3 separate regions of the Mus musculus genome follow, and regions 2 and 3 are each linked to region 1. The links are chromatin loops, found by intact Hi-C in ENCODE. Cell type or tissue: left cerebral cortex. All regions are shown on one strand. Each heading gives the region's core, and the rest is flanking DNA. Links, peaks and the distances in the headings are about the cores only. Region 1 holds the start of Ptchd4 (patched domain containing 4). Region 2 has its middle 570 kb from the start of Mmut. Region 3 overlaps Opn5 (opsin 5).

Region 1 (10,839 bases), core at 4,208-6,707:
GTGTGTGTATAGACACATATATACATAATATATACATTATATATATATATATATATATATATATATATATATATATGAGATCTTAGAATGAATTAAGAGTAGAATTCAAAAATGCTGACCACAGCTTTTCCAGTTGGCTCAAGTTCCCCTTCCACCGAGATCAGAATGATATAATTAACTGTAATATCTTCCAAAAATGGACAATATACTTAAGAAGCACTGTCTTCTATTAACTATCATGAATGCCTAGCTTTCTCCTATTTCTAAACGTGGTACACTGACATAATACTGCTTTTAAGATGTGCCCAGATGTGTGGAAGTTAGTGTAACATAATTGGAAAGATATGCTTCAGAGACATCCAACCCGTGTTACTCCTTTCTAATTGTGGGGAAGTAGCTGGGATCTAGGACCACTTTACCTGCTGTATCTATACTACATCTGCTTTTATTGTCAGGAATTTGTACTAAGTGGGAATTTCCACTTCCACAGGTTAAAAGGTGAAATTAAAATGACTTGTCCAAGAAGCAGGGAAATATTATCAGTAACCACCCAAGGTACTCACATGATAATGGAACCATTTGCTAAAATCTAGAACAGCCCCTAAGTACAGATCCTGAGTATCCATTTCTTTCTTAAAAAACAGTATTGTCTGAAAATAAGCAATAATTTTACTTAAAAACTCAGTCTGGTCGCATTGTTCTACTTTACCTAATGTAGTTGTTTATGCTCATATATACGTGTGTGTATATGTTTGTGTTAAAGATAACAATATTTCAATTATTGAGGTAAAAACACCTTAGAGAAGTGGAAGCATGCCACAAAGATTAAAAATAATTTTGTGACATTGAATGAATGCATCAATTGTTTAGGAAAATAGCCAATAAGTATTTGCCGTAAATATTGTCTTTATAGATGTATCAACATTGGGAGAAGAGAAAAGGATTGCACAAAAGAAATAATACATGGTCCTTGTAATCTTTTGAGGCTCTGCCATAATGCTCAGTACTAAGTAAAGATTGTAGAATTCATAATAAAAAGGCAGAGTGTGTTTCTGACTTTACAACTTTTTATGCATACATTTTGAAAGCCTGGGTCAAGGCGATCACCTCTGGAATATTCTGGGCCAAGTGGTGCTTTGCTTACATTGGGTACGTTTAATCTCTTAGGTGGGTTTTTCCATTTTGGCCAATTTTATGTGACCCCAGTTGGTCTGGATCACATCATCAGCATTATTATGTTCACCAGATCTAAACCTTTCTGAGTTCAGGACGAGCCAGCTGTTTTTATACTTTGCTCATTCTAACTGGGGTCCTTAACCACTTCTCTCTGTCAGTCAGTGCTGACTTATCCTCATGCCATCTCTCAGGCCCCACATACTGCTCCTTTCAAGCTAAGTGATTGACAATCCCAATTCACAGTGTTCAGTAGTACTATTTTGCTATCGCATTAAACTTGTGATTTTTCTCTGTTGGATTGTCCCAGCACAGAAGTTGTTCATATTGGGCAGAGGTGGGGATACTGGTTAAATAGAGCAGAATAAAAAGAATTAAGGAGCTAAAATCTACATATGAAATTTCCTCTCTCATCCTTAATAATAATACTGATCACACTTTTGAGTACCAACATTATGGAAATATACCCTGACAGATATTACTACGCACGAAGGAAAGTCATTTGAATACAACACCCAAACAAACAAACAAAAAAAGTCCATCTCATTTTGTTCTTTGCTAGAAAATTCTGTACCTGAGATACCCAGAGTCTCTGTGGCAGAATTTTAGGTTTCTGTGGTACTTTTGAAATTACATTTTATACTGCAAGAGTACCCGCAAGATTGTGTCTAACCTTGAGAGGGTTTGTTGTTCTCAGAAACCCCAATATAGCTTAAAAACCCCACCGCCACTGAAGCCATGAAGTTAGATTCAAACCAGCACATTTGAGGAAAGACTCATGGTGGGATATTGATCAATAAGAATGCCAGTCCATATGTACCAGCTCTGTTCCTTCTATGGGTAGCAGACTAATTCTATTACTCAGCAAACTTTGTAATGAATTACGTCATTCCTTTATGATTACTCATAGAGTCCTGCCTAATTGTCTATCAACCAACCAGTCAGTCAGGAGGTTGTAGGTGGAAGACGCATTCGAGGCCAGCGTGGTGTCAGTTCAAGCACTCAACAGTTGCAGAGCCTCTGCTGGCAGGTTACCCTCCTTGGTGGATGAAAATGCTGACATCTCCTACCTTGAAACTCACTGTAAGAACATTTATCTTGCATGTTGAGTGTTTCAAACCTAGAAGACTACACAGTACATCATACGGGCACAGCTAATAACTATGAGGTGAATGAAAGGACTATACCACAGAGATTTGTATTACGAATGTCAAAATGATATCGCCCCTCAAACAAAATGTCCACAGCTGATTGGATGACGCTCTTCCCCTTGGAGAGTACTGCTGAATAAAAGCAATTGAGATCCCACTAACGATGCACATTAATGACCTGCAAACTTGACTCAACAGGGAAAACAAACTGAGTACCACGCAGCGGCAAATCTTTTTGTGCGTGACTGACACTAGGAAGAACTGGGTTAGAACTACAGGGGAGAAAGACTACCTCTCCACCACATCCTTTCCTTAGCAAGCGGTAATGGTGATGGCAATGGACTGGGAAAATGGAAAGCATGCTGCCCAACCTCAGATACCCAACATGCTCCATCAGTACGCACAAAGCAGGCAAGCCCCTCATTCAGTCAGGTTAAGCTAACGATTCATCTGTCTGTTTGCCCCAGACCTCAGAGGGCAGCTCAGCTGGATCCAGCTAAGACCAATGTCAGCAACTGGATCACTGCAACCAAAGTGCCAAGCTCACACGAGGCAAGGTTTTTCACTGGTTACTAACTACTAAATTGTCACTTATGTCAGGAAATGAGATATGTCTCTTAAAAGTCCCGAAGAAGTTATTTGGACTTTTATATACTGGTGACCTGTTAAATCAATAAAGGTGCCTTTTTATATTCTATGGTGGCCTTTCCTGTTCTGTTATAAAGGAGTACACACCCCCCAACACACACACACACACACACACACACACACACACACACACACACACAATGTTCTTCTTGAGAAACACCTGTCTTGAGAGTTCTTGGAAGGATAGCTTCTGAGTACACACAGAGTCAAGCACACAAATGGCGCAGTGAGTCTTTTGGAAGTCACATTTGTCCCTGGCACTTCAGTCACCTGCAGACTGCGTGCCTCATTGGCTGTACCATTCCAGAACTGACAGTGTAGAATGAGTTTGGGAATCTCATCACGTGTCAAATTTGTACTTGAGAGGCCAAACTGCAAACTCCATGTAATGTTGAAATACCTTGTACTTTCTGCTGCTTGTGGACTTTTTTCCCCCTTCCTTTCTGTTACTTGGCAGCTTAGCTATAATCGATCTTCTTTGGGTTTGGGATGTTTCATGGGAAAGGAAGGGCATACTAAGTAAACTAAAGTATCCATTAAACAGGTATCCCTCTTCAGATTCATAGAAAACCCTCACTGCCTTTGCTATGCACACACACACACACACACACACACACACACACACACACACAGAGAGAGAGAGTTCCTGGAATCCCTGACACATTCATAACCCACAGACATAACCATAGGGCAGCAAAATTCCATGACCGTCCCAGTCAAAAATCAAGCCAGGCTGAAGATGCAAAAAGGTGGAGATGATACCAGGTGGATGTGTAATCAGTAATAAGAAATACATTGAGCCCCGATATGAAAAGAAATCCCCCAGTTGTTCAGGACCCCCCCTCCCCCTTCCATCCACAGATTTATTAACCCTGAACAAAGATGTAACTGCAGGGTCTCAGAAACTTTTCTTTTTCTTTTTCTTTTTTTTTTCTTTTTTTTCTTTTTTTTTTGGCATTTGATTTGGCTTTGAATTTCTTCTTATCTAGTTATGCTATTCATTGCCCATTTTCTTTGCTCAGTTGCCCATCATGTCCGTTCCACCCCTCCAGAAATGAAAGAAGCCTTAGCTTCTGAGTCTTAAGGATGAGACCTCTGCATTTTCTTTGCTTGTTTAGGGCAAGAAATGAAGTGCCGCCTCTTTTAAGTGGCTGAAGCATGCAGGAAGAGCATACCTTTAATTTAGTGTTGGGATACCTTACTTGCACCCTGGCTGTTGTCTTATTGGAGACGGCAGCCTGCCTGAGATCCTCTAGCACTGAAATAATATCATCCAGCACGCATTTCTTATCCTGATTTCTCAACACACACAGATGGGAAAAAGTATAATTATAGCCCTTGTGGTTCACCTTCATTTCCATCACGGCTCGGTGGGTCTGCAGAATCCCCTCAGCCTGGAGCAAAATATTGTCCCCGGGTGAGGAGAGGAGGATCACCCTGCCATACCTCCCAGGGGTGTGTAAGTCCGAATAGAGCTGGCTTTTGGACTGGTCCAGGGGGAAAAGGCTGCTGGCTAGGCTGCGCTCGATCTTGGCCAGGCTGTGGCTGGGAGCAACCAGGCGCTCCAGGTCGCCCTCGGTCTGGAAGCGGTTGAGCGCGCTGAGGCCGAAGGTGATGGTCAGGACTGCCGGCACGGTGAGGAAAAAGACCGGGTGCCGGCTCACGCATAAGCCCAGCCTGTGGCAGAATGACTGGAGCCCTCTGCGAAGCACCTGCCGCAGCATCCTCCACCAGATCCAGCTCGCAGGCGCTCCCGGCCGTCTTAAAAAGCACATGTGACATGTGTAAGCGCTGGGGCTACCCCTCTCTCCCCCATCCCATTCCCTCAAGGGATCAACACCCCCTCCGTCACCCCCCTCTGCTGCCGCCTCCTCCCCGCCCCCTCCCCGCGCACACCCCGCAACCGCTCCGCCCGGTCTTCCCCGGGCCCCACCTCCATGCGCTCTTACTACTCTTTCAAACACTGCAGCAAGTTGCAGCAAGGCCGGCAAGTCTCGGGAGCGCGCGTGGGGGCCGGACGGCGGGCGCTGCGGGGAGTGGCGCCCTCCCTCCCCCGGTGTCCCCGGCCTCCCCGCGCCCTGGCTGGCCGCGCGCGCTGCCTCTCACCGCATGAGCCGCGTCCACTCGCTCTAGCCCTTTTTCATGTCGCTGCTGCAGTCCCCCGGCTTCCCTCGCTGGAGGTGGCGGTTCTGTGCCGAGCGTCCCACAGATGTGGATTTCCTCTCGGTCTCGATGGGGTTCGGTGTCTAACTGGGACCATGTGCCTCGCGGTGTTGTAAGAAGCAGACATGTGCCCCGTGGCGCGGAGAGAGGGCGGGAGTAGAAGAAGGGGGGTAGTGGTGGTGGCAGCAAAGCTTTTCTCTTTTTAAGATGCTGACAGTTATTTTTAGAGTTTTGTTTTCCTTGTCCTCCGGGCTGGAATGAATGGGAGACGTAAAGGGTGAAGGCGCTGCTGGCCCATTGGAGCAGGGGCCATCAGAACCTAGGAGGGAGTGGCTCCACGCCTCCTCCAGGGGGCAGATTTCAAGCTCCTCTTAATGCCCCGTGCCCTCGAATTCTGTCTTTTGGCCAAAGAAAAGGGAGCAGAGAGGATGATGCTGCATTTTTAACATTCCACAAAGCATGCGAGGGCTTTCCTTGCAACACTTTCCAGGCTGCCTGGCCACACACTGGTCCCCTGAGCTGAGGCCTGCCAGAGATCCCAGACTACACTGGAGCCTGGGTCTCTCTGGATTGCTTTCTTGCTCTGGAGGTTGGGAAGGAAACACTTGGTTGGTGTTTGTGTGTGTGTGTGTGTGTGTGTGTGTGTGTGTGTGTGTGTGTGTGTGTGTGTTTGTGCCAGGCAATGTGGCTTCTTCCTAAGTGTTACACACATGTTCTTTGAGGATTCAGGACCTAACACTGGCTTCCGCCTCCTCTCTGTATCTCATCCCCTGCTCCATTCCCTCGCTCCCTGCTCAACTCCTACCACACCCCTGTCCACGTACCACAGACACTTCAGGACATAGAGTTGAGGCTAATTCTCTTCTGTCAGACACAGTGGACAGTTTTGCCCAAAGAAAGGGAGCTAGGTAAGCAGGGGGGCAACATACTGCAGATCTGGCAGAAAACAAGTCAGTGTCCACCATAGAGAAAGAAAACTCCCACATGCCCCAAAGTGTGCAGGCCAGGAACTCCCACCAGCAGACCAGATCGATTTCAAACATGCGTGTGCAATTTTAAACCTGCTGGGGTATTCATAATTTCCTGTGTGGGAAAAAAATACAAAGCAAAGTAGACAAAAAGGAGACGAAGAAATCCTGAGAACAAATTGTGCAATTTGATTGTGAACTCATTTTCCCAGTTCAGAATGACTTCCATAAAGAAGACAGAGTCTCAATGGATGCTTTGTATTCACTTTCTTAGTAACAACCAGGGACCCATTTTCCATTAGATGCTTAGAGGGACGCACATCCCAGCACACAAACAGCTAACGGGCTCATCTTACAAGGAGATACTTTATTTATTCATTTATTTTTCTTTATTAGAAGTGATCCCTCAGCTATGGCACAAATAAAACAAAACAAAACAAAAAAAGCCTAGTTTAGGAGTAGAGATACCATTTATGGAGCAGAATCTATAGGATTGTGTAAATAAGATTACATAAAGATTCCAGTTTTATAAAACCAAAAACGATCTTGATATCTCTATAGGGAAATAGTTTCTGAAATATCCTTGGTGGCTTAGCAGCCAGTCTAAGCTACAACCTTTTTCACATCTAAGGCCTTTCAAATTTTCTAGGAAGGTCATTCTACTGTTAGTCAGCCACCCAGGCTCAGCTGAACTCAATATGTTTGCCACACTCTTTCTCCTCCAGTGTGAAGCCTTTTTTTTTTTTTCTTTTCAACTATCAGATTATAATACCATTTCAAATGTGTTCCATTGGTGCTATAGGGTCCAAAACTTTGGTCTTTATAGCAGGGTTGGAGAGATAGTTCAGGGGCTAAGAGCTTTTGTTATTGCAGAAGACCTGGGTTCGGTTTCCAGCACCCATCTTGTGGCTCCCATCCATCCTAATTCTGGTTCCATGGAAGCTACTATTCTCCTCTGACCTCTACAGGCACCAGGTATGCAATTGGTGCACATGCCTGTATATACACACATGAATATTCACTCATATACACTAAAATAAACAAATCTTAAATAATATGTATTCAAATATTAATTTTCTTCAGTATCTTTATTATATTAAATATACTTATATTCTTTGTATGAAATCTTCTAAGAAACTGTTTTAAAAATACAACAATAAGACTTGGGAATGGGCTCTGTTGAATAAGTTCCCTATTCAATTTTGTCAACAAGGACCCTAGAGAGTAGGGAGATTAGGGGACTTCCAGGTGACACTGAGAGTCATTATTGAAGCTGGGACTAGTATCTGGGTATTTTCTGTTTTGGTGAATCATAATTGTCCTGTTCCCAACAGTGGACATCCACATCACTTCTCACAATACACAAGTGTGTCATAATTATTTCATCCCAGCTTTTTCTTTGCAGTTCCTTAATTTCCATGCCTAATAGATTCATCATAATTAGGGTGGAAAAGATTACAGTATATAACTGACTAAAAATATAAAGTATAATGGCTTGCTAAATCGAATGACTTATAGATACCCATCATGTAGAATTATAATTCATGGAAATACATTTTCCCTCTAAGTGAAAATTATTTACAGTATGAAGTCACCTGAAAAGATAAAGGCACATGCACAGATGAAACATAAAAGTGGCATTACAAAGCCTCTATTTATAATTTGATGATCAAACTGATAGTGACAAAATTAAAATGGCTTAATTTTAGACATTTTGTAGAAAGTTTTAGAAAGTACAGGACATTGAATCTAACCATTGTATAACTTCTTCCATGATTAACACATTAGTACAGCATATTTGATATGACAACTGAACCAACTTTGATTCATTATTAATTGAATAAACACACATTTATATCTCTTCAGTTCCTAACTCATACTCCTTTTCTGTCCCAGGATCCCATCAGCAAATCCACATTATACTTAGTGGTCATGTTTCCTTTGGCCTCCTTTTGTTGTGACAGTGTCTCAGAGAGTCCTTGCTTTTGATTGGTCTCCTGGAATATTTTGAGGCGAATTTATGGGGTCCTTTTAGAATTTTTCCCTAATTGGAATTATGAGGTATTTTTCTCAGGAAAAGATGTTTAATGAAGTAAGAACACAGTGGTAAAATGCCAGTTTGTATCACGTCAAGGGTGTGTTCTATCAGTGTGACTCTTAATGTGAACCCAACTGCTTGCCTGACCTGAAGCCATGTTTATCAGCTTTCTTCATTGTGAAACAAACCATATTCCATACTATATTTTAAGAGGGAAATTCCTACATCCATCTACACTAGAGAGCTAGTTCTGCCTCTTTCTGCCTTGATGTTGGGTCTGCAAATCCTTTGAAATTCTTCTGTGTAGGATACAGGTCTATTTTACATTACTATTCTATTTACTTCAATAAAAACTATAGATATTTCTTCAAACTTTGCATTATAATTATAGACAGTTTGATTGTTTGAATTATTCTGAGGTTAGCTCTTGACCATACTTTCAGTTGGTCCCTTGACTCTTGTATCCATTTGACATACCCTATTCTTTTTTTTTTTTTTTTTTTTTTTTTTTTTTCCCGAGACAGGGTTTCTCTGTATAGCCCTGGCTGTCCTGGAACTCACTTTGTATACCAGGCTGGCCTCAAACTCAGAAATCTGCCTGGCTCTGCCTCCCGAGTGCTGGGATTAAAGGCATGCGTGACCACGCCTAACTTGACATACCCTATTCTTATGGGGTGTCCTTTTTCTCTCTTTCAGAAAAGCATGCATTACTTTATAATTTTACAAGATGTTCCAGCCTCACCTTACGTCTTCATGGCTGGTCCTAAAGTTAGATACCTTTTCAAGAGGTCTTGAATATTTTTTGTTTTGTTTGTATTACTTTTGGTATAGCATTGGAAATGTAAATGAGCTAAACACCTAATAAAAAATGGAAAAAAAAAAAAGAATCACACCAGAAACAAAGGATTGGTTGTTTGCTTTCTGACTACCATTATTTTTAGCCTTTCTCAGTAGACAGAGATGAATATGTGTATATACACATCCTACATGTATGTCCTTTGTTACTATGTTAAAATAATAGTTTATATTAACACAAAAGAGCTTACATTGATGCATCCTGACATAATATAGTGCCCAACAGCTCACTGTAGTCCATCATTCTTGCTAATTTGTAACTTGAATTCCACAGTGAAAAACCTGGCTTTTGAGGTGATTTTCAAATTTCTTTTTTAAAAAATAAGATAAAATGTATCAATTCTTATTAGGAGACAATGATTACAAGAAGAATAAAGAGCCTAGTTTTCCCTAATTTTGATACGTTTGAGAACCTAACAATAAGAAGTAGTAGGAATTTATTAGAAAGACGAATTGTATGCTAAGTAGGAAGAATGTTACAAATGATCAACCTATAGAAAACTAATCTTCACCAAGACATCAGTCACATGAAAAAAAATTTAGAAGCATGTTGTAAAAATAAATCTTAGCAGAAAACTAAAAGCAGTTTTGTTTAGGGGCATATTAGTAACAACACAATAATCAATCATGTTTAAGTCACACAGCCTTCATTTTTTTTAATGTGTTGGTCAATATCAGTTTTTAAGACTTGGAGCCAAATTGGAATCTATGTGGTGGCTTCTTTGTGGAAAGACCACCAGGGGATACAGAGTGTTTCCAGAGCTCACTCCCTGATTATTCTAGGTGAGATACCCGATTCTCAGAGCTCACTTTTCCTTAATTGTCAATGGAATCCCATTAACCCACTTACTCAGGGTGAACACTCACCAGAATGCTGCAGGTCTGCTGAGCTAATCCTGTAACCGTAGCAATTATAAGAAGCCTCCAAATCTCATCTGTTACGAAGCAGAGTTTTATATGGTGCTAGAAGTTAATATTTACTGTGGGTATTTTTGGTTGGCTGTGTGCTTCTATGCTCATTTGCTTTCAACTAGTGATGTTCAAGGTCATTTCCTAGCCAAGTAGATGAAAGGGACACAAGCCTGGAGGAACACACCAGAGAAGTGTGATGGCTTGGGTAGAGTGGCAAGTATCTCTTTTGGTATGTTGCTCAGACTAGCACCTAATCTCCTTTGGGAAGCTTTCTGATATAGTGTAGCTATGGGTCTCAAAACAGGCAATGAATGCAAGGGCCAAGTAGCAAAGTCTCTTAACATCTTTTCTATATTCTCTTGTCTTGTCCACCCCAACTCCCTGCTGTGTAACATTTGACCCCCTTCTGACATTTCATCCAGGATTTGTTTAACCTGTACATGGCTGGCCATGGGTTTCATTAAACTCTAGTCTTCAGTGGTAGTTTCAAGGAATGTTTGTTTCTAAGATTATCAGCACTTACTGTTGGGTTTGTTATATCCCAGAGACCTACACCACACACACACACACACACACACACACAAGACACACACACACACACACACACACACACACACACACACACACACACACACACACACACACACATATATATATATATGTATACACACATATATATATATGACATATATATGACACATAAATATGTGATATATGATTATCTAGATCTATATTAATCTATATCTATGAGATAATTCTGATCTTCAGCATTTTGGATGTCTCCAGCTGTGGCTGGCTCAATTAAGGATATTTCTTATCTCACATACGCAAGGAGAAAGTAAAAGAATGGCAGTTACAGAACTAGTTACCTCAGAAATTCAAAGGCATTGTTGAGATCCAGATCCTCTTGCTCCTTCTGGGTTGGCATTTT
Region 2 (10,839 bases), core at 3,412-5,911, 810 kb after region 1:
TTTTAGTACAGCTTGAGGTCAGGGATGGCGATTTTTCCAGAAGATATTTTATTAAGAACTCATGTCTGTTGGTATTACTCTCACAACAGGTGAATCTGTGTGTATTATTTCCTAGAAGGAATGATTTATTTGCATATACATATTTATTTCCAGCATGGATTGTATTTTGTGAAATTTGATAACTTTCACAATTGTATCAAAACTGCAAATAATTCTTGATTGGAAATTTATGATTACAAAATAGCAAAGTTGGAAAGGTGAATAAAATATATTTTATTATTTTTGTTTGCTTGTACATATTCAAGGGTACATGTATACAGGGATTGAGTTCTTTTGTGTTTTTGTGCTTATGTGTAGTTTATCTGTTTTCTTCAGTCAGTTTTGCTCATTGTGTGTATCTATGTATGTGTATGTTTATCTATCTATATATCTATCTATCTATCTATCTATCTATCTATCTATCTAAATATATGTGTATTTTATATCCCAAGTTCCCTCACTTCCTTTTCTCCCAGTCCTTCAAATTCCACCTCCCTTCTTCCCCTACTCCTATCCATTCCTCATCCCTTTCTTTTCAGAAAACGGCAGGCTTCCCATGGCAATTAATCAAACATGACATATCAAGTATAGAGTAACCATGTCCTTCTCCTATTAAGGCTAGACAAGGCAACTCAATAGGAAGAAAAAGTCACAAAAGCAGACAGCAGAATCAGAGACATACCTCACTTACACTGTTAGAAGTCTGATAAGGAGATCAAGCTTCACAACTGTAACATGTATGCAGAGGATCTAGGTCAGACCCAAGCAGTTTCCATGGTTAGCAATTCAGTCTCTGTGAACCTCTATGAACCCAGATTAGTTGATTTTGTGTTTTTTCTTGTGATATCTTTGACCCCTTTAAGCTCTTCAATCTTTCTACTTTTGGCCTCTAGGAAAGCAGCTGGAGCGTAGGGGATCATGTTTTAGACAACTTTGAAATTAGAACTTGCCACTTTAGCCAAACAACCTAGCCAGAAAGCCCTGAGAATCCTCCTATATCTTCCCAGTATTAGAAGTACATACCACAGTGTCTGCCTTTATGTTGATGCTATAAATTTCATTAAATTCTACATGCTTGCATGCCACGTCCTTACTGACTGAGCCATATCCCTAGCCCTTGAAAATACATAAGTAACTCAACATGGGAAGACTATTAATAATATGAACATAAAATTAAGAAAAAGGTGTTGTAGCCATTTTGTTTGGTATTCCTTATGGTTGTTTAATCTAACTAGAAGTTAAGCACATTTTAACCCACAAGATACAAGTAGGTATGTATGCTAATTTTCCATTTCTGAAATATTCTCTTTATACATTGAAATAATAGACTTTGTATAATAGTCTAATTAGAGTTCTATTGTTGTGATAAAAACTACAACCCAAAACAACTTTGGAAAAGGAAGGTTTATTTTATCATATGGGATATGACCCATCATTAAGGGAAACCATAGCAGGAATTCAATGCAGGAATTGAAAAAGTATCCATGGAGAAATTGTTACTTCTCTGCTGCCTGTGGATTGCTCTCTTCCTTCCTTCTTTCCTTCCTTCCTTCTTCCCTTACTACCTCCCCTCCCTCTCCCCTTCCCTCTCATTTTCCCTCCTTTCTTTCTCTCCTTTTTTCATCCTTTCTCCTAACCATTCCTCCTTTATTCTCTCACCTTATATTTAACCAGGAACATTACCAAATCCTCACATTAAATATAATACTCTAACACCTAGGTTTATCAGTACCTGTGAAGAGAGAGAACCCATAGGTGGGGAAACTGAGGCTGACATTAATGAGCCAATGTCTGGCTCTTTGCTCTTCTGAGAGATATATGATCTGAGTCACATGTCCCCATGTACAGACTTCTGAATATTGAGGAGAGACAAGAATCTCTCAGGCAGACCCTATACTTCATACAGTTAAACCTAAACTTAATAACTAGTTCACAGGTCATGTGGCTGCAGGCACATGACTTCAAGAGATGGCTGATCTCGGAAATGGCACAGAATTCAAAGTGAATAGACATCATTCCTCATGGTACATGAGTGACCAGCTGAGTGACCAGCAAAAGAACTCTTTCTGAGGCAGTGAATAGTTACCCTGAGAGACAAAAATGAAGGAAGGTCTTCTCCCATATGAGCAGACCACAGGCACGGGTACCACTGGGCATCTGGAGGAAGGGGTAAGGCCCAAGATCTCAACTGGTATCTCATGCCATGAAGTCGGCAGAGCTGATCACCAAGGGAACTGAGCAATCTGCAGACAGATGCAGTAGCAAGGGGCAGGCACTTCCTCTGGGAAGCACTTTCTTTCCCAAACCCAGCTTAGTGGCAGAGAAAGAACCTGACTAGCAAAGTGAGTACAAGTACAAATAGTTCCCTGGTAGAGCAAGTGATTAAAGAACCATAGGAGCTATGGGATTATGCCATTGCTAGTCCTCAGACTCTAGCTGTTCAGGTAGCATATCTTTCATGCCCCTCAATATCCTGCAATACATTATTTACCAGCTCATGGAACCAGTTTTTAGTATTATTCCAAGGTACATCTGTCATATCAAAGGCAGCCTCTAGTTCTCCAAGGTACATACCAAAGGCAGCCAGCCTCCAGCTTCCTATATCCCAAGGATACTTCCTGGCACAAGAACAGCTAGAAGTCTATGTCTGTCTTGAGAGTTATTGGCATCTTAATGTGCTCTTATCCAAGTACAGATGGATTCCGGGCCTAGTCTAGATTCACAGGTCATCTTGTGTACTGGTATATCTCTGTTCTGTGTGCACAGTTCAGCCATGACATCAGATTGGAACAGAAGATGCAGGGTGAACAAGTGTTGTGCCTATGAAAGCAGCTGTCCTCAGGCATAGCTCAGGTTAACAAGCTTTAGGATGACATTGCCCACAATGAAGTAGGCTTTCCCAAATACATCAGCCATTAAGACAATCCCTCAAATACCTGGTCATAGGCCAACATAATAGGAATAAATTCCCGAATTCAAGTATTTAAGTCATTTATTCCCAGATGTTTTAGTTAACTATCATAGGTCTAGCCTTAACAGCATAAACACACACACACACACACACACACACACACACACACACACACACACTCCATTAAACCAAAAACTTTCCTTTCCTATTTGTCCCCAAGTTTTTATGTTGATATTATAATATGCACTGCACATGTAAAAGTTCCAGGGTCTTCAAATTTTTCAGTACTTTAAAAATTGAATGTCTCATTAAAATTCAGTCTGAAAACTTATAAGTTAATACTTTTACCCCAAAAGTATTACCCAATTGCACATGCCAGCATAGATTACTAAAACAATTTATAATAGGCATCTCAATTAAAGGCTAAAGCTCTTTAAATTCTTTGTTTGTATTCTAAGCGTACCATGTAGCATATAATTTTTGATTCTGGAAGACTGGAAGGCAAATATTTACAAGTTGTGCTCCTTAGTGGAAAAGAGAACTAGGAGATGGGGCAATGGCTCAGTCAGTGCTTGGCTTGAAAGCATTGGACCTGAGATGAAATTCATAGAACTGAGCTAAAAACTCAAAGCAACAACAACCCCATGCACAATGGAATGTACCTACAACCTCTGCAATAGAGAATATAAAAGAGGGGATCTCTGGAACTCATTTCCCATTCTGTCTATCCAAACAGTGATCTCCAGGTTCAGAGAGAAAGAGAGAGAGAGAGAGAGAGAGAGAGAGAGAGAGAGAGAGAGAGAGAGAGAGAGAGAGAGAGAGACCCTATCTCAAAAGATTAGCTGGAAGTGCTGGATACAAAGCTCTGTTGTTAAGAGGACTTGCTTTACCCACAGAGGACACAGGCTCATTTCTGAGGACCCAGGTTCATTTTTGTATTCCTGGCACCCACACAGAGATTTGTGGTAATTCCACTCCTAGGAGATAAAACAACCTCTTCTGGTCTCTAAGTACACCAGGCACATACATGGCATGCATGGTACACAGACATACATGTAGGCAAATAATGAAAAACTTCAAATAAAAATAATCTAAACAAAAGAAATAAGGTGGAGAACCATTGAGGAAGACACATAACACTGACTTCTAGTCTCCTTGTACACATATGCATGCACATGTATGCGCATGCGCAATCACACACACACACACACACACACACACACACTAGAAGGAAGCTAAACAAACAAATGCATAAATAAATATAATTAATAGAATTTAACCTGTAAATTTTTATATTTCCTAAATCCCCGAGAAAACACAGCATTAATACTACAGCAATGTGAATGTGGTATCACTATGGACTTGGCTTTAGGATGTTTGCAGGGGCTATCACCCACAAGTGGTAGCTCTAGAAAGAGTAGCTCAACAGAGCCACCTACTGTTTCTAAGGATATTCGGGGCAGACAAGATAGTGTGTGATAAAATTAGGATCAACTAGTAATGTTTTCATCGAGTAAAATATAGCTCTGGCTTGACTTGATAAGAAACTATAGTAAGATTCTAAAATACCGAACCTATCTGTACTTTCTGCCTTTTTTGAGAACTAACAGCCAGTGTGTGTGTGTCTGTGTGTCTGTGTGTGTGTCTGTCTGTGTGTGTGTGTGCATGTAAACTATGTGGGATGCTCCCATTTCTCAGATGTACATTTTAGTGTCATTAGCTCTTCTCCATTATATTTTAGAAATTACCCTGTTGCTATAACTTAGAAGAATATTCAAAGATAGTATGTGGAGGTGTGCCTCTTAAAGCAATGTCTTAAAGATTGCTCAATGCAAAGAAAGTGATAAGCCAAACTTGGAATAATGACCAGTCCTGAGATTTTCAACAGTGTCTGTGTGGCTGCTAGCCTGTATTCCACAGTGTTCCAGGTTCAAACTAAAATCCCATATGATTTCTACAATTAGTGGTTGTGCTTTTTTATATTTACTATCTAAAACACAACGTCAGGGACTAGTTTACTCAAACACTACTGTTACTTTGGGTCAAAATAATATTCAATGCATAAATACTGTGTGGGTTAGCATGCTACAATTCCCATTAACATCTTCTTAGTTATATTGCTATTAATTGTCTTTGTTTTCTAAAATTATGAATGATGTAAGGGAACAAGAATTCAGTTCAGAGAAGTATGCACTTCAGAAATGAACTGTGGAATAAAAGTAACCTGGAAGCAATTAGCCTATAAGCAATTAACACAGAAACATACATTCAATTTGTATTTTCATTTTCCACGATTTTCATTAAGATACTTAAACTTTTGAACTATTGTTTTTTTAAAATAAATAAGGATTCACTATGTGTTCTATATTGATATTTTATCTATCTATCTATCTATCTATCTATCTATCTATCTATCTATCTAATTTTCATTTCAGTTTATTTAATTTACATCTTGATTATAGGATCCTCCCATCCTCTGCTTCTTCTCAGAAAATGGGAGACCTACCATGGATGTCAGACTTGACATATCAAGTTACAGTAGGACTAGGCATATTTTCTCCTATTGTAGATAAGCACCAGAGCCTAGGTAAGGGAAAGGGATCCAAAGGCAAGCAACAGAGACACAAACAGCTCTTGCTCTTGCTGTGAGGGGTCCCATATGAAGACCAAACTGCACAACTCTTACATATGTGCAGAGGGTCTAGGTCCATTCCACGTATGTTCTCTATTTGGTGTTTAGTCTCTGTAGGTATCTCTTTATTAATATTAATGATAAAATATATACATGCTGACAAGCTCTTCTAAATAAAGTATGAATACATTCTCATATCCTTGCAAAATGAATAAAATCAAATTATTGAATTTGATATAAACAAAATAACAATAATAAAAACTATACCTGATACTGTCTGATCTGCTGTTTGATCTGTTGTTTGATATGCAAGTGTTAGTATTATAAGCATGTATGGTGTATATAGCCTCCTTTTAATTTCCTGGGGTCAAATAATGTAGTGAACATTTCAGCAGAAATTGTTTTACTGACCCTCAAAGTTTGTATTTTGTGTCTAAGATATCTTTTCTTATGACTTAGCATTCTTCTTCTGAGTCCTAAAACTACACTTTAATAATGGTTTTATTTCTTTAGCTACAGCTGCAGCAATCAATAAAGTTAGAAAATAGATTGTTTCCTTTCGAGGAATTTTTCAGATTTAAGCATATATATTCATGCAATTGTATAAAGGCTAATGATAAAAAATTGTAAAAAGTAACAATAAACTTAACTATTTTCTCTATGATAATATCTGTGTGATATGTCATTTTCTATGATAGAAATACCTTATTTTTCTGGATGATCAAAAATAGTTCTATATAGAAAAAAGTAAAGTTTTGGTGGAAATTAGATTTTTTTGTTGTTGTTCAATAACCCTGGATTTTATTGCTCTTCTAAGCTTTAATTCATTTAATTCAATTTCTATTTGTAGGAAGTTAGGAAATTCTCATGCATCTTATTTTATGATTATCATCATTTTTGGAGAATGGTCAATGTTTATCCCTTGTTTCCTCAATTTCTTCATTTTAAAGTTACAAAAGACATCCCTTTCATCTCAATTGCTCCATAAAGAAATACATTGAGGAGGCTGGCACCTCTGATTCCATGAGTTTGTTTCCTTCCTTCCTTCCTTCCTTCCTTCCTTCCTTCCTTCCTTCCTTCCTTCCTTTCTTTCTTTCTTTCTTTCTTTCTTTCTTTCTTTCTTTCTTTCTTTCTTTCTTTCTTTCTTTCTTTCTTTCTTTCAGAAACACTTATAGTTTCATTGGTTGTAGTATAATAATTTGAGGACCTATATTGTAATTATATTTCATTAATTTGTTTTTCTTTTATTGGATATTTTCTTTATTTACATTTCAAATGTTATCCCCTTTACCTGTCTCCCCCCCCCCCCCACACACACACACACTCTGGAAGCTACCTATCTCATCCCCTTACCCAGCTTCTATGAGGGTGTTCTCCAACCCAACCACCCACTCCTGCCTTCCAGCCCTGACATTCCTCTACACTATGGGATCAAGCCTTCGCAGGACCAAGGGCCTCTCCTCCCATCGATGACTGACAAGGCCATCCTCTGCTACATATGTGGCTGGAGCCATAGTTCCCTCCATGTGTACTCTTTGGTTGGTGATTTAGTCCCTGAGAGCTCTTTGGGGTCCTGTTGGTTGATGTTGTTCTTCCTATGGGATGCAAACCCCTTCAGCTTCTTCAGTCCTTTATCTAACTCCTTCATTGGGAACCCCGTGCTCAGTCCAATAGTTGGTTGCAAGCATCCACCTCTGTATTTGTCAGGCTCTGGCATAGCCTCTCAGGAGACAGCTATATCAGGTTCCTGTCAGCAAGCACTCCTTGGCATCCACAATAGTGTCTTGTTTGGTGACTGTACATGGGATGCATCCCCAGGTGGGGCAGTCTCTGGATGGTGTTTCCTTCAGTTCCAGTCCATACTTTGACTCTGTATTTCCTCCTGTGAATATTTTGTTCCCCCTTCTAAGAAGGATAGCACGTCCAACACTTTGGCCTTTCTTCTTCTTGAGGTTCATGTAGTCTGTGAATTATACTTTGGGTATTCTGAGCTTTTGGGCTAATATCTACTTATCAATGAGTGTATACCATGTTTGTTCTTTTGTGATTGGGTTACCTCACTCAGGATGATATGATATTTTCTAGTTCCACCCATTTGCCTAAAAATTTCATGAAGACTTTTTTTTTTTTAAAAGAAAATAGCTGAGTAGTTCTCTATTGTGTAAATGTACCACATTTTCTGTATCCATTCCTCTGTTGAAGGACATCTGGGTTCTTTCCAACTTCTGGTTATTACAAATAAGGCTGCTATGAACATAATGGAGCACATGTCTGTGCATTTCTAAAACCCTTTCCTAACTAAATCTAATCCCTGTGGTCAGGGATTCATTCGACATTTTATTATACCTTCAGGGTCAAGTCATTTCCATTTACAAATTTCCAACCCCTCTGAAGGGTAACAAGATGTATCTTTCTAGATTTGTATAATTTAACATTATATAAATTTAACATTAAATATTACATACATATGTATTCTAGTGAATTTACATGCATAAAATATGGGTTATTTGATTTTATTTCTCTGCTGATTGAATTGTCTACACTTCCTCTTCCCTTTTCTTCTGTCCATGTTTCTTTCCTTTCGTCTTTCTTTGAGACATTCATATGACAACTCAATTCAACAAGAAACTTGGGTGACTTCTCTTACTTGATAAAAGAAAGTCCATTTTTTCTACATCTTCAACACTTTAAAATACTGTATAAGTACACTTTATAAACCCTATTCACAAATTCTCTGCTGGACATAAAATGGCTTGGTTTTTCCTACAAATATAAATAATTCATTGCTTTTTTATTTTAAAAAAAAGTGTAGAACGATGGTTGTGTTTATTTCATTGTATATTCACATGTCTATGGAGGGCAGAAAATGCCTTGGAATCTCCTGCAGCTGGAGTTACAGGATGCTGTGTACTACCTGTCTCCATGTTGTTACTGAAAACCAAATTTGGCAAGATCAGGATGTGCTTTTAACTTCTGACTTCTCTCGCCAGCTCACTCACTGAACTCTTATTTTCCCCCTTGCAACTCTTTCTACAGCAAAGTTTTTTTCTGCCTTTGCTTATTGAGTTTTTCCACTTTATCACATAGCAAGCTAGGTTCCTATTATTGAGATCTTTATGCTCATAACTTTTGTAATTTTTTTTCCTTAATAAACAACTTAAAGCATAGGTTCCTCCTGTGAAATAGTTGATAATGGTAACACATTGTATTCCTTACAAGCCATAAAAATGTAATAGCTCTCCTCCATATGCTAAGGAATATGTAAAACTAACGACAGGTTTTAGAAGTCATTTCATGAATGATCTGAATTCTTGTGGTTCACACACACACACACACACACACACACACACACATGCATGCACACACACACACATATGAGAGAGACAGAGAGAGACAGAGAGAGAGAGAGAGGAAAGAGAGAGAGACCAATTATATTTTATCATAGAAATTGAGTACATTCCTATTATAGTTTTAAGTTTCAATTCAAATTATTAATCTTAGCACAAAAATACTTTTGGAAGTAAAATCATAAAATCTAAACAAATTAATACTCTTGTTAATACACAGTCATTAGATACACAGTAAAGAAAATTTACTCTGATTACTTATATTACTTCAGGCAAAGGTCATAAAAATACCATTTATCCAAGTACACAACACAAATCAACACATCAAAATTATATTTTTAAAGATATCATTTTAATAATATGCTAAAAGCCTTAAGCATTGCCACAGGAGATTTTAGCTCTTATCTTTGAATTTAAGTGGAATTATATATGAAGACTATGAGTCAAAAATTGAAATGTGCAGCTTATACTATGATCTTTTAAACAGATGCTAAAACATTTGGGGTTACATCACAAAAGAAGTCATTAGATATGCACTCACTGATAAGTGGATATTAGCCCAGAAACATAGAACACCCAAGATACAATTTGCAAAACACAAGAAAATCAAGAAGAGGGAAGACAAATGGGTGGATATTTCATTCCTCCTTAGAATAGGGAACAAAATAATCATGAAAGGAGTTACAAAGACAAAGTTTGGAACTAAGACAAAAGGATGGACTATCCAGAGACTACCCCACCCGGGGATCTATCCCATAATCAGCCACGAAAACCAGACACTATTGCAATGTGCCAGAAAGATTTTGTTGAAGGGACACTGTTATAGCTGTCTCTTGTGAGGCTATGCCAGTGCCTGGCAAATACAGAAGTGGATGCTCACAGTCATCTATAGAATGCAACACAGGGCCCCCAATGGTGAATCTAGAGAAAGCACCCAAGGAGCTGAAGAGGTCTGCAACCCTATAGGTGGAACAACAATATGAACTAACCAGTACCCCCAGAGCTCATATCTCTAGCTGCATATGTGCAGAAGATGGCCTAGTCGGCCATCACTGGGAAGAGAGACCCCTTGGTACTGCAAACTTTATATGCCCCAGTACAGGGCCAAGAAGCGGGAGTGGGTGGTTAGGGGAGCAGGGCAGAGGGAGAGTATAGGGAACTTTCAGGATAGCATTTGAAATGTATATAAAGAAAATATCTAGTAATAAATAAATAAATAAATAAATAGATAGATAGATAGATAAAATAAATAAGAAAAATTATCTGGGGTTGAGTTGCCATTAGTGTTCCCATAAAAACAGGACCAATTTTGCATTTTAAAAATATACTTCAGTTACTCCTAAATTTTAGAAATCTGCATTTGTCTGTCTTTCTTTCTTTCTTTCTTTCTTTCTTTCTTTCTTTCTTTCTTTCTTTCTTTCTTTCTTTCTTTCTTCCTCTCTTTGCCGCTGTATTTGTTGAGACATTGCTTCATTGTAGGCGTTTCTCTTACCTATAACTCACTAATGTCCCCCAATTCAGAGTTTTTCATCCTTCTGCCTCCTAGGTACAGTCAGTTATGATTCTGAATAAAGCAAAATATCATTAGAAATACAAAGTGTTTCCTACTTGTTAGTTAGGAGCATGTCTAGTGGATTGGTTGAGTTTATAGTAAAGTCTGGTTTCTTGTTATTATAAACCTTATTTAGCCAAGAAAGCTAAGAGTTATTATAATATTTGTAGTGAACATTTGATAAACAGATTGTGCTAGCTAGCAAGCTAGGAGTATTGGGCTTTCTATGTAGCCCTCTTAGGAATATGTAACTTTTATTTCCTAACAATCAGCAAAAGGAGAAACCCTGAAACTTCTACAATAGACATTATCAGGCTCACAATCCTTATTCCCATTTACTACACTTTTCTTGTGATTG
Region 3 (10,839 bases), core at 5,622-8,121, 290 kb before region 1:
AGTTTATGGATTAGATTTATACATAATTTATGGATTAGTAGATTAAGTATTAAATTATTAAAACTAATTTTCTTTTGTGCTTTTATGCTGCTTAATGTGGCTACCAGAAAAAAAACCCAGCAACATATGTATAGCTCACATTTCTGGTTTATATTTCTACTGAATTGCACAATGCAATTTTGCACCAATGACATTTTGTCTGGGCGTGGTGGCATGTTTTTTAACCCTAGCATTTGAGAGTCAGAGGCAGGCAGATCTCTATGAACTCCAGGCCAAACTGGTCTACATAAAATTCCGGGCCAGCCAGGGCTAAATTGTAGCACTGTCTTTAAATATTTACCACATTTCTTTAATTTAAAGTTGCTATATTAAATTTGGGTGAGCTGCGTGCAGGTGGGTTCTATCTTTAGGTTTATGTGTCTTTAATATTTCAGATGTTGGTTCCAGCCTGCTTTCTCAACCTTTCTTTCTCTCCCTCCTTTCTTTGTTTCTTCCACTCTCCCTCCCTCCCTTTTTCTCTTCCCCTCCCTCTCTCATCTGTTTATGACTGGTGAAGAATTTCATGTAATTCCTGAAATTGGAAAAAAAAACACACTAGAATGTTCCATAGATCCCTCTATGGTCAGTGCTTGAGGCAGAAAGAACTTATGAGATTAAATCATATGCTCTGTTGCAAAATAATTTCAAGGATCCTCGTATTTACTGTGAGCATTTGACTACTTTTCATTTTAATTGAAATTTGGCCTTTTGAACACAAATATATGAAGTATCCACTCTTTGCTACGCTTAAAGCGAGAGTGCCTCAGAATAAACTCCACACCATGTCTTCCTAAACTCAGTGATCAGGAAAGGCAGACAAAGAATCATTTCACAAATTAGAATTATTTGTTCCAGTCAGTTGCAAGGGATGCTTTGAAAATAGTGTCTTTAACCAGATCAATGGCTCTAGGCGATCTAACCGTGGGAGAACGATTAGCCCATTCCCTTCCTACTTTGAAGGATTTTTAGCAAGAGAGTGCAGCAGTGTTGGTGGGAAATGAGAAAAGTTCTCATTTCATGCATGTTGAGTGCAAGGGAGTCAAGATCAGACTTAAGTGCTGGAGTGGAGCTTAAAACTTAGGTGTTGGAAAGGAAGTCCCCAAGCTAAGGGAGTACTAGGTGAATTGAAGTCACAGAAAAATCATTTGGGGTGAGTGAGGAAGGGTGGGTTTGGATGAGAATGGAGGGGCTTATACTCTTTCTAGACCCATGTCTGCTTGTCACTTGTTTAGATCCTTTTTAAGGAGCCCGAGTGGACAAAGCAACATTCTTGGTCATCTTTGTTAAATACTAGGAATCTTCGGGGAAACTGAAGAATGAGAATAGAAACCCCAGATTGATATGCAGGAGAAATAAATGTGAGGCCCGTTTGCCACTCTCTTCTCTCCATGTTAAAACCTGTTTTACTAACTGCCTAAGAGGAAGGCTTTTCAGCCCGTCTATACACAAAAGGTACAGGATTTTGATGATCCAAAAAAAAAAAAAAAAAAAAAAAAAAAAAAGACCACCCCCTAGTCTCTATCTTCATAATTTTGTTTTCCTTAGTCTTAAAAATAAATCTGATGTCTCATTATGCTCATCTGCAGACAAGGTTGCTCACGGAAACAACTGAGCATAGCATTAATAGAGTTCACTATTTTTAAAATCATGACGGGCACTGGGTGAAACCCTATGAAATAGGGTTAGTAAAAAGTTTAAGAAAATGAGAGTAAGAAATAATCTCAAGAGATGCTGGCAGGCAAAGGGTGTTAGAGGAACTTTCTGGATTGACTGCATGCGAATACTTAACTGTTCCCCCCCCCCTTTTTTTTTGGCTATGACAAAGATGGAATTTGTTTTACTATTTTTGAGCTGCGTTTTTTGCACTTTTCTTTCCCAGTGTGCCTTGCTAGATGGCTTCTTATTAGGAGTTGCCTTTTATCCCCTCTGCTCTAGGACTGCACAATCCCTTCAGTCTCCCCTCCCCCATTTGCTTTAAGAAAGCTAAAGAGGCTTTCATGGACCATTAAGCATCTTTGGCTCCAGAGAGTCAGCATTCCCTAAAAAGCACCATGCAGTCAGATCCGGTGGTTTTATGCCATCAGCAGAGACACACATTTTTTTTTTCCCCTTGCCCCCTCAAATGAATTGTGGTGGAGGAAGTAAAGTAGAAATTTAAACAGAAAACGCTGGGTCTCTCCTGTTAATACTTTCCTTATTCCTTACCACTGAAGGCAGCTGTACCAGATTCTCATTTATACACAGCTACACTATGAAGCAAGAATTCCTGAGGAAATCTACTCTACATGTTAAGCTATGGAAGTAGGTGTATTCTTTTCTTAAATACAGTCAGTAGATAATGGGTCTAATTTTTGGATTTTTAAAAACTGGGCTTGTAAGAACTTGTGAACAGTTTCATTGTAATATCCAAAACCAACTTGCCATTAATAAAAGAACATTCAAACTTGGGAACACATGTATGTCGTTGTTGTCAGGTCTGGTGGGTTGAGGGTCACTTTCTCTCTCCTTGGTGGGAGGGGAATGTTGTCAGTGGTTACACACTTACCCTTGACAGCTAGTCCAGGGGTAGCTGAAGGCATCCATGGTCCAGATAGTGAGGGTCCATTCCACCGCAGGAATCTAAGTCCTGGGGCCTGTGTTGAGGACATGACCCCTTCCTTGCAAGGAAGCCACCTCTGACCACACCTCTCCCACATGCCAGTGCTCCTATGTGAGCCCACAGGGGCACTGAAGTCACCTCTCTTGGTTGACTTTATCTTCAAGATTTTTATAAAAAGCTAAGGGGTTGATTCCACTTATTCAAGGGAGGGAGTCATATAAAGCCAATACTTTATAAAAATGGCGAGGAAAACACTCTGCCCTGGGGGCCGGTACAAGAACTGACCATTGGGATTCCCACATCATCCTGAGCCTAACCGAGAAGCTAGTGGTTCCCTTGTCTGGGTAAGTTCAGTCCTGTAATTCCCCATTCCTACCCCTTCTGAGGCGACCCATCCCTTGCCTGTCACTCACAATCCATGCTTTTATTTCATCTTCTCAACTTAGATTTTTATCTAGTGTCCTGTCATTACCCTCTAAATCCGTGGAGTTCATTGTTTTTTTGTTTTTTAATGTGAAGTGTTTCATCTGCAAATGAATGCTCATGCTCACTTTAATGATGGGACATTTTATTCTTCTTTGTAGGGATTCTCTCTACATTTGGAAATGGGTATGTCCTTTATATGTCTTCTAGACGCAAGAAGAAGCTGAGACCTGCGGAAATAATGACTATCAATTTAGCAGTCTGTGATCTGGGGATATCAGGTAATTCAGCCACGCTGCTCCTTCTTTGTGGGTTTAAGGTATTAGCCATTCTAAATCCCTCACTGGCTCAGAGCTCACTTTCTTACCTCCTGCTTCTTCCCAAAGCATCTTTGCAGTGTTTGTAGCCAGTCAATAAAACATCTGCTAAAGAGATCAGCTAACATTCTTTTTTACTTATTAATATATTTAATTTTATTTAATAACATATTTATTAAGAGGTTGTTTATCATTTTTGGTTAGGCATGGGGCTTCTCCCTAGAAAACTGGGACAGCCCCCCCCTCCCCAAAGCTATTTCAAATTGATACCTGGAGGGGAAAAGAAAAGACTAAGTTTTCTCCAGTGGAGTGCCACACTCCAGGGTGGGCAGGCCCTGTGATCAAGAATAGTTAGTTAGCCAAAGCCAAACAAACTCCATGTTTTTTGGTAAGCTTATTTATTTATTTATTTATTTATTTATTTATTTATTTAGTCTTATCGGTTTTCTGTTTGTTTGGTTTTCATTTCATTTCATTCTTCTTTCGTGTGTCTTCTTCTTCTTCTTCTTCTTCTTCTTCTTCTTCTTCTTCTTCTTCTTCTTCTTCTTCTTCTTCTTCTTCTTCTTTTTTTTTTTTTTTGAGACAGGGTTTCTCCGTGTAGCCCTGGCTGTCCTGGAACTCACTCAGCCAGGCAGGCCTCGAACTAAGAAATCTGCCTGCCTCTGCCTCCCGAGTGCTGGGATTAAAGGCATGTGCCACCATGCCCGGCTTGTGTTTGCTTCTTTTTAGAGAGAGAAAAAGCTGGTGGGTAGGGAGGTAGAGAGTATTTGGGAGGAGTTGGAAAAACAATGATCAAAATATATTGTATGAGAGAAGTTTTCTATTTTTTATTTTCCTTTCCTTCTTTCTCTGTTTCTTTCCTTCTTTCTGTTTCCTTGTTTCTTTCTTGTCCCCCTTTTTCTTTTTCTTTTTGGCCTTTTGAGACACGCTCTCCTATAGCCCAGGCTGTTCCCTGATTTCCTATGTAGGTGAGGCTGACTTTGAACTGTTCACCCCCTTGCCTCCCCGGAGTGGTAGGATTACAGGCATGTGGCTCTATGGTTAGATCATTTTTGTCAAATATTTTATTTCTTACTTATTTTTTCCTTGAATATATACATGTCTGTATATGTACGTGTGTATGCACATTTACGTATATGGGCAATTTCATGTGGTTACATATTCATGTGTATATTTGTGTGCATGAATATTCATGTTTATGTGGGCACACATACATGTGTGTGTGTGTACTCATGTATGTGTGTGTGTGCGTATGCATGTGAGTATGTGTGTGCAGGTAAACTAGAAGCTAACATTGCTGTTTTTAATTCTTGACTTCTATGTGTACTGAGACAGGGTTTCTCACTTGAATTCAGAGCTCGTCAATTTGTTTCTCTAGCTAACCAGCTTGCCTTAGGAAATCCACTATCTCTGCTTCCCATGGGCTGGGCACCCAGGGTTTACATAGGTGCTGCAGATCCGAACTCTGGTCCTCACACTTATCTGACAAACACTTTACCCTTGGAGCGATTGTCCAAGCCCACTGTTAAGCCCTATCCCAGGAATGCTAAGTGTTAAGGGCAGAGTTTTGGACAATACATGATACTGTCCATATAATACGTGATACTGCCATATTTCAGAGTGCACTGGGCTATGGGTTCAGGATCTAACAGCCCACTGATTTGCACTCTGTGACTACTTTCTCACCAGCATGGAGACCTGGTGAAAAAAAAATGTAACATGATAGAATCTTGAAGGGGAAATGCTAGCCAAAGACCATGACAAGTCACTCTGAGAGAAGACAAGAGTTGCTGGGGCAACGGTGATTTTTATTGTAGTGTAAGAACTCACTACAAGCTTCTACCACGGTCCTTAAAGTTGGCTGCACAAAGACATTATAGGAGGCACTTAAAAGTACTGATATCAGGGAGTTTAATTCACGTGCCCGAGAAGTTCAGTGGATAAAGTCCTTGCTGTGAGCATGAAGACCTGATTTGGATAGGTAGCATCCATGGCTGTGACAATACATCCTTGTAATCCCAGCCTTGGGAAGTGGAGACAGGAACACTGTGAGGCGTGGAGTACAACAGCGTCACTGAAAGACCCTAGTGCCCCCAATAAGGTGGCAAGCGATTGAGAAAGACACCTAACATTAATATTCAGTCTACACATTTGCATATGCACACACGTGCACATGCACCACACCACACACACAGACACTCATAAATTCAGACATTCCACATCCACAGAAACACACAGAGATGCAGACGGACAGACATACCACATACAGAGAAATACACAGAGATGCAGATAGGCAGAAATAACACATGTGCGTGCACACACACACACACCCTACACACAGAGACACTCAATAGATACAGACAGACAGACATACCTCATTCACAGAAACACACAGAGCTACAGACAGACACACAGATACACACACACACACACACACACACACACTCAAGAGATACAGACAGACAGACATACCTCGCCCACAGACACACACAGAAATACAGAGATACAGACAGACAGACAGACACATGGAGATACACACACACACACACACACACCCCACCCAGAGACACACTCAATAGATACAGACAGACAGACATACCTCACTCAAAGAAACACACAGAGCTACAGGCAGACACACAGATACACACACACACACACACATGCATACACATCCAGACATGCACACACCACACACACACACCACACACACCACACACACACACACACACACACACACACTCACTCACACAGACACTCAAGAGATACAGACAGACACACAGACACAGACACACACACACACACACACACACACACACACACACACACACACACACACCAGTGTGCATTCATGCATTTCCAGATAAGCTACTCTGTGGGTCAAATTGAAAACTTCTGGATTTTCTCTTGTTTCTTAGACATTTCAGATAACCGAGCAAAGGAGCTATAATATTCTTTCTTTAACTGTACTTTATTTAAGAAAGAGTAATTTTGGGTGTGTGTCATCTTGCTCCATGATTGACTGACTATACCCTAACCTTTATTTGGATTCAAAATCTGTTATCTAGCTGTCTGTAGTCTCAGGCTGTTAGGGAGGAAGGACGAGCCGTTAAAGTGTTTGCTTTTGCATTGGAGACTTTTTTTTAAAAGCAGCTTCTCGCTTTCCCTTTTAAAATAGTGTGCCTTTTCCTAAATCGAATTTTCTACTGCTGCTAGTTTACAAAAACCAAGTTTAATAATAATTCTCGACCTATTGAGTCGATGCAATATTAAATAGCAGATATGTTGCCCTCTTCTTGAGAGTTTGCTTGCTTCAGGTTGCTTGAGAAGGCGGTACTGGGTACAGATAGACTCCAGTATCATAAACGCTTAAATGTGTTTGTATGTTAGAAGCGGAAAGAGGCTCTGCAAGCCTGTGTGAACCCCACGCGGTTTGTGCAAGGCTGCAAAGTGCCTGCCATTTCTACTCTTGCCACGAGATGGCGGGAGAGCAGCGGGCATGGTTCGGTTTTTCTCCATCTGCTAGCCTAAGGCTCCCTTCCTGGTTCTGCATGTAAAATGCCTGTCCCTATGAACCCTGCCATTTCAGCTACATCCTTCACCAGTGAGTAATAGCTGACTTTTGCTTAAGGCGGACACAGACAAGACGGAATTTAAAAAAATACTCTTAATTGGCCTGAGACATTGAAACTGCTTTCAGCCTTACCAGTCTGCTCAAGAGATCTCAGAAATCACACTCTTCCTTCCCCAGCCAGTGCGCTTAGAGGAATTCACCAGAAGGTGTTTTCTTCCACCTGGGCTTTCATTGGTAAATCTGGGTCACGTTTACTGTCTATAACACACTTTCTTCCAATACATCCCTAAAAATTTTGTCTTCTTCCCTTACTCAGATGCATTCTTTATTTTTTATTATTTTATTTTATTTTTATCGTTTATTTTTTACTTATTCACTTCTCAATCTCTCACTGACTCCCTCCCAGTCACCCCCTCCCACAAGCCTTCCCCCATTCCTTTCCCCCTTCTCCTCTGTGTGGGTGGGGGCCCCTGGGTATCCTCCTACCCTGGTATCAAGTCTTCCAGGCTAGGTACATCCTCTCCCACTGAGGACAGACAAGGCATCACAGCTAGAACAACATATCCTACATCTAGGCAACAGCTTTTGTGACAGGCCCCGTTCCAGTTGTTCAGGATCCACCATGAAAACCAAGCTGTACATCTGTTACATATGTGTGGGGAAGCCTAGGTCCAGCCCCTGTATGCACTTTGATTGGTGGTTTCAGTCTCTGAGAGCCCAAAGGGTTAAGGTTAGTTGACTCTGTTGGTCTTCCTGTGGAGTTCTCATCCCCTTCTGGGTCTTCAATCCTTCTTTCTATTCTTTCATAAGAGTTCTAAGCTCCACAGGGTCCCCAATGAAGGAGCTAGACAAAGTACCCAAGAAGCTGAAAGGGTTTGCAGTCCCCTAGGAGGAACAACAATATGAACTAACCAGTACCCCCAGAGCTCCCTGGGACTAAACCATCAATCAAAGAAAACACATGGAAGGACTAGCTCTAGCTGCATATGTAGCACAGGATGGCCTAGTTGGTCATCAATGGGAGGACAGGCCCTTGGTTCTGTGAAGGTTCTATGCCCCAGTATAGGGGAATGCCAGGGCCAGGAAGCATGAGTGGGTAGGTTGGGGAGCAGGGGGAGGGGGGAGAGGATAGGGGATTTTCCAAGGGGAAACTAGGAAAGGGGATAACATTTGAAATGTAAACAAAGAAAATATCTAATAAAAAAAAGGGGGGGGGGGAAGAGTTCTAAGCTCCATCCACTGTTTAGCTGTGAATGTCTGCATCCGTCTGAGTCAGCTGCTGGGTGGAACCTCTTGGAAGACAGCCATGCTAGGCTCCTGTCTGCAAGCATAACAGAGTATCATTAATAGTGTCAACGATTGGTGCTTGCTCATGGGATGGGTCTCAAGTTGGGCCGGTGGTTATTGGTTGGCCATTCCCTCAGTCTCTGCTCCATCTCCCATCCCTGGATTTCTTGTAGACAGGATAGATTTTCAGTCAAAAGTTTGTGACCCAGCTGCATTCTATTCTAAACATGGAAGAAGCACATTTTAGAATCAGGCATGCCACAGATATGCAGCTAATGTAGGTTGTCTTAACACAGAGAGAGGCTCTTATTCAGGACCATGTAGTAGATAGAGTAAGATAGAGAGTTAGAGAATTGTGTTAGCAGGTCCAGGGGTTTGAAGTCCTGGACACTGATAGCTAAAGCAAAGCAAAACACAGCGAAGCTGCACTGCAGTGGCTCTATCAGGCTGAGGAGCATTCTACTACGTGAAAGAGAGGAGGGGGAGAGGGAGGCAGACTGAGGGACAGAGACAGACACAGATATTGATATTTGTGGTAGATGACCTTGTCAAAGGCTCTACTCCAGGCTGGACATAGTACCAGAGCTCAAAATCACAACATTTGGGAGGTGAAGGCAAGATGTGCAGTAGCCTAGGGTTACCCTCTTCAGCTACAGAATACATTTGAGGCCAGTTTGGGCTACGTGAGGCCCTGTTTCAAACAAACCAACATACATGTGCATGAGTGCACTCTCTCTCTCCCCCCCCTCTCTCTCTCTCTCACACACACACACACACACACACACACACACACACACACACACACACACACACACGATGTTCACTACCCCAACAAAACAAGACAAGACAAGACAAGACAAGACAAGACAAGACAAGACAAGACAAGACAAGACAAAACAAAATAAACAAAACCTCCATTTTGGATGGAGACCTAGCATGGATATTAGTTTTTGTCTCTAGGTCACATTAATCTCTTCTGCTGCCTTGGCCTTCACGCAAGGGGATTTTCTGCAAGCTTTGGGGTTTGCTGTCTTTTCTGCTCTGAAGGCTTTTCAGGCTACTGATCCTCATGCTACCTAAATGTCACTCCCTTATGTAAAGTAATGACTCTTGTCTATCTCTGTATCCTGTGTTTCTTTACCCCACTAATTCCTATTTATCATTCTGTCATGCTCTCCCCATTTCTCTCTCAGACTGGTTGCAAGTATATTGAACCTTGCCTTTACTAATAGCTGTCTTGTGTTTGAATCTTACGTTTATTAAAATGGGTATCTCGTATCTGAGTAAGACATAACTCAACAGAACATGTGTGACAAAGAATGAATAGAGAGGAAAAAATTGCAAGAGAACATGGGAATGTGGTTTTAATTTAAACATGGAAGAGCTTAAAAAGTGATTGGCAAATAGTTTTGGTCAGTTTTGTTACTAATAGTACAAAAGTGTACAAAGTACCGAGTGTTCTTGCAGGACTGGCTTCCATACTTTTCATTCATTCTCTCTTCCTTCCCCCCTCTCTCCTTTCCCCTCACTCATCCCCACTCCTGATATTTTCCATCTGCCTTGACTGGTCCTTCTCTGTTCATAAGTAATAAAAATACAAAAACCAAAACCATCAAATGATGTAATAAAATAGCCATAAATAAGATATGATATTTCTCCTGATGGAAAGAGGGTTAGGCTCTCCATGACAGTCTCGCTTCACACACACAGTTGTGCACAGACAGTGCACCCTTCCACACACTCACATATGTACTTGTCTACATGCAAACATATACATATCAAGCCATTGCTATACAGACACACACATACATTTATATATGAGCCATGTATATACACAAACCCACCCCTCCCACAACACACACACACACACACACACACACACACACACACACACACACACACACACACACAAATATTTGTGCTTTCAGAAGAGCTTTATAGACTCCCCAAGAAGGGAGCATTTGAAAATCATTGTATTAGAAAAGTTCCTTCCAATTCCAAGATTTCATTCCTCTCATTCTCTTGTCCTTGAATGCTGTTGTTATCCTGAAAACAGTATATGTATATGTAGTATATGTATATGATGTATATGTATATAATGTGTGTGCATTTAAGTTCAAATTGAGAGAATGTGAGTGAGACTCACACCTCTGTGGCCTTTCACTCTCCCTGTTCTGAATTCAAGGCATGGTTTCTCTTTCTGCATAGATGACCTACCCGCTTTCTTCTCCCAAGTCCCACTACTCAGGGCTTAACTCTGAGTATGTGATGTTTTACCTGGGGTTAGAAACCATATCACCCTCTCACAGCAGGAGTGACTGTATTAACAGATTCAGTGAGGACAGAAAACTCATGAACAGTGTATAAGAATTCATGAAAGGTGCAATGGAATCCTTTTAATAAAGCTTAATATGTGTTTTGGGATAAAAAATTCTTAACAAGCTAGAATGATGAAGGAGTATCTTTGATTAAAAGTAGCAAAATTATCACATTCAATAATAAAAGATTTAAAGGTCTCTCTCTCTCTCTCTCTCTCTCTTTCTCTCTCTCACACACACACACACACACACATGATGTTCACTACCCCCAACAAAACAAAACAA

Evidence for each region. Hi-C counts contacts between places; a loop is a spot of excess contacts. Peaks named below come from ENCODE experiments on the same cell type or tissue, not always from the same donor. Only the 100,000 strongest peaks of a DNase experiment are listed, where the experiment ranks them.
Region 2: it touches region 1 in a loop (2.2-fold over the local background); 3 of 42 quality-filtered maps call a loop at or near these places.
Region 3: it touches region 1 in a loop (5-fold over the local background); 6 of 42 quality-filtered maps call a loop at or near these places.

The regions. Positions count from the first base shown.
Region 1 is chr17:42,310,549-42,321,387 of GRCm38, reverse strand. Ptchd4 (patched domain containing 4) reads right to left here and starts at 4,788. Exons shown (of 3, transcript NM_001355270.1): 1 at 4,148-4,788. The coding sequence starts at 4,747. In left cerebral cortex, for the core only: a CTCF peak has its summit at 5,492 (motif pointing right); DNase peaks (open chromatin) are centred at 4,971, 5,184, 5,453, 5,921 and 2 more places; H3K4me3 peaks cover 1,475 bases; H3K27ac peaks cover 1,813 bases.
Region 2 is chr17:41,498,732-41,509,570 of GRCm38, reverse strand. No RefSeq gene overlaps it. Among named protein-coding and RNA genes, the nearest start is that of Mmut, 570 kb to the right of the region's middle. In left cerebral cortex, for the core only: a CTCF peak has its summit at 4,393; a DNase peak (open chromatin) is centred at 4,375.
Region 3 is chr17:42,599,623-42,610,461 of GRCm38, reverse strand. Opn5 (opsin 5) reads left to right here. Exons shown (of 7, transcript NM_181753.4): 2 at 3,223-3,342. Among named protein-coding and RNA genes, the nearest start is that of Opn5, 6.3 kb to the left of the region's middle. In left cerebral cortex, for the core only: a CTCF peak has its summit at 6,846 (motif pointing right); a DNase peak (open chromatin) is centred at 6,862.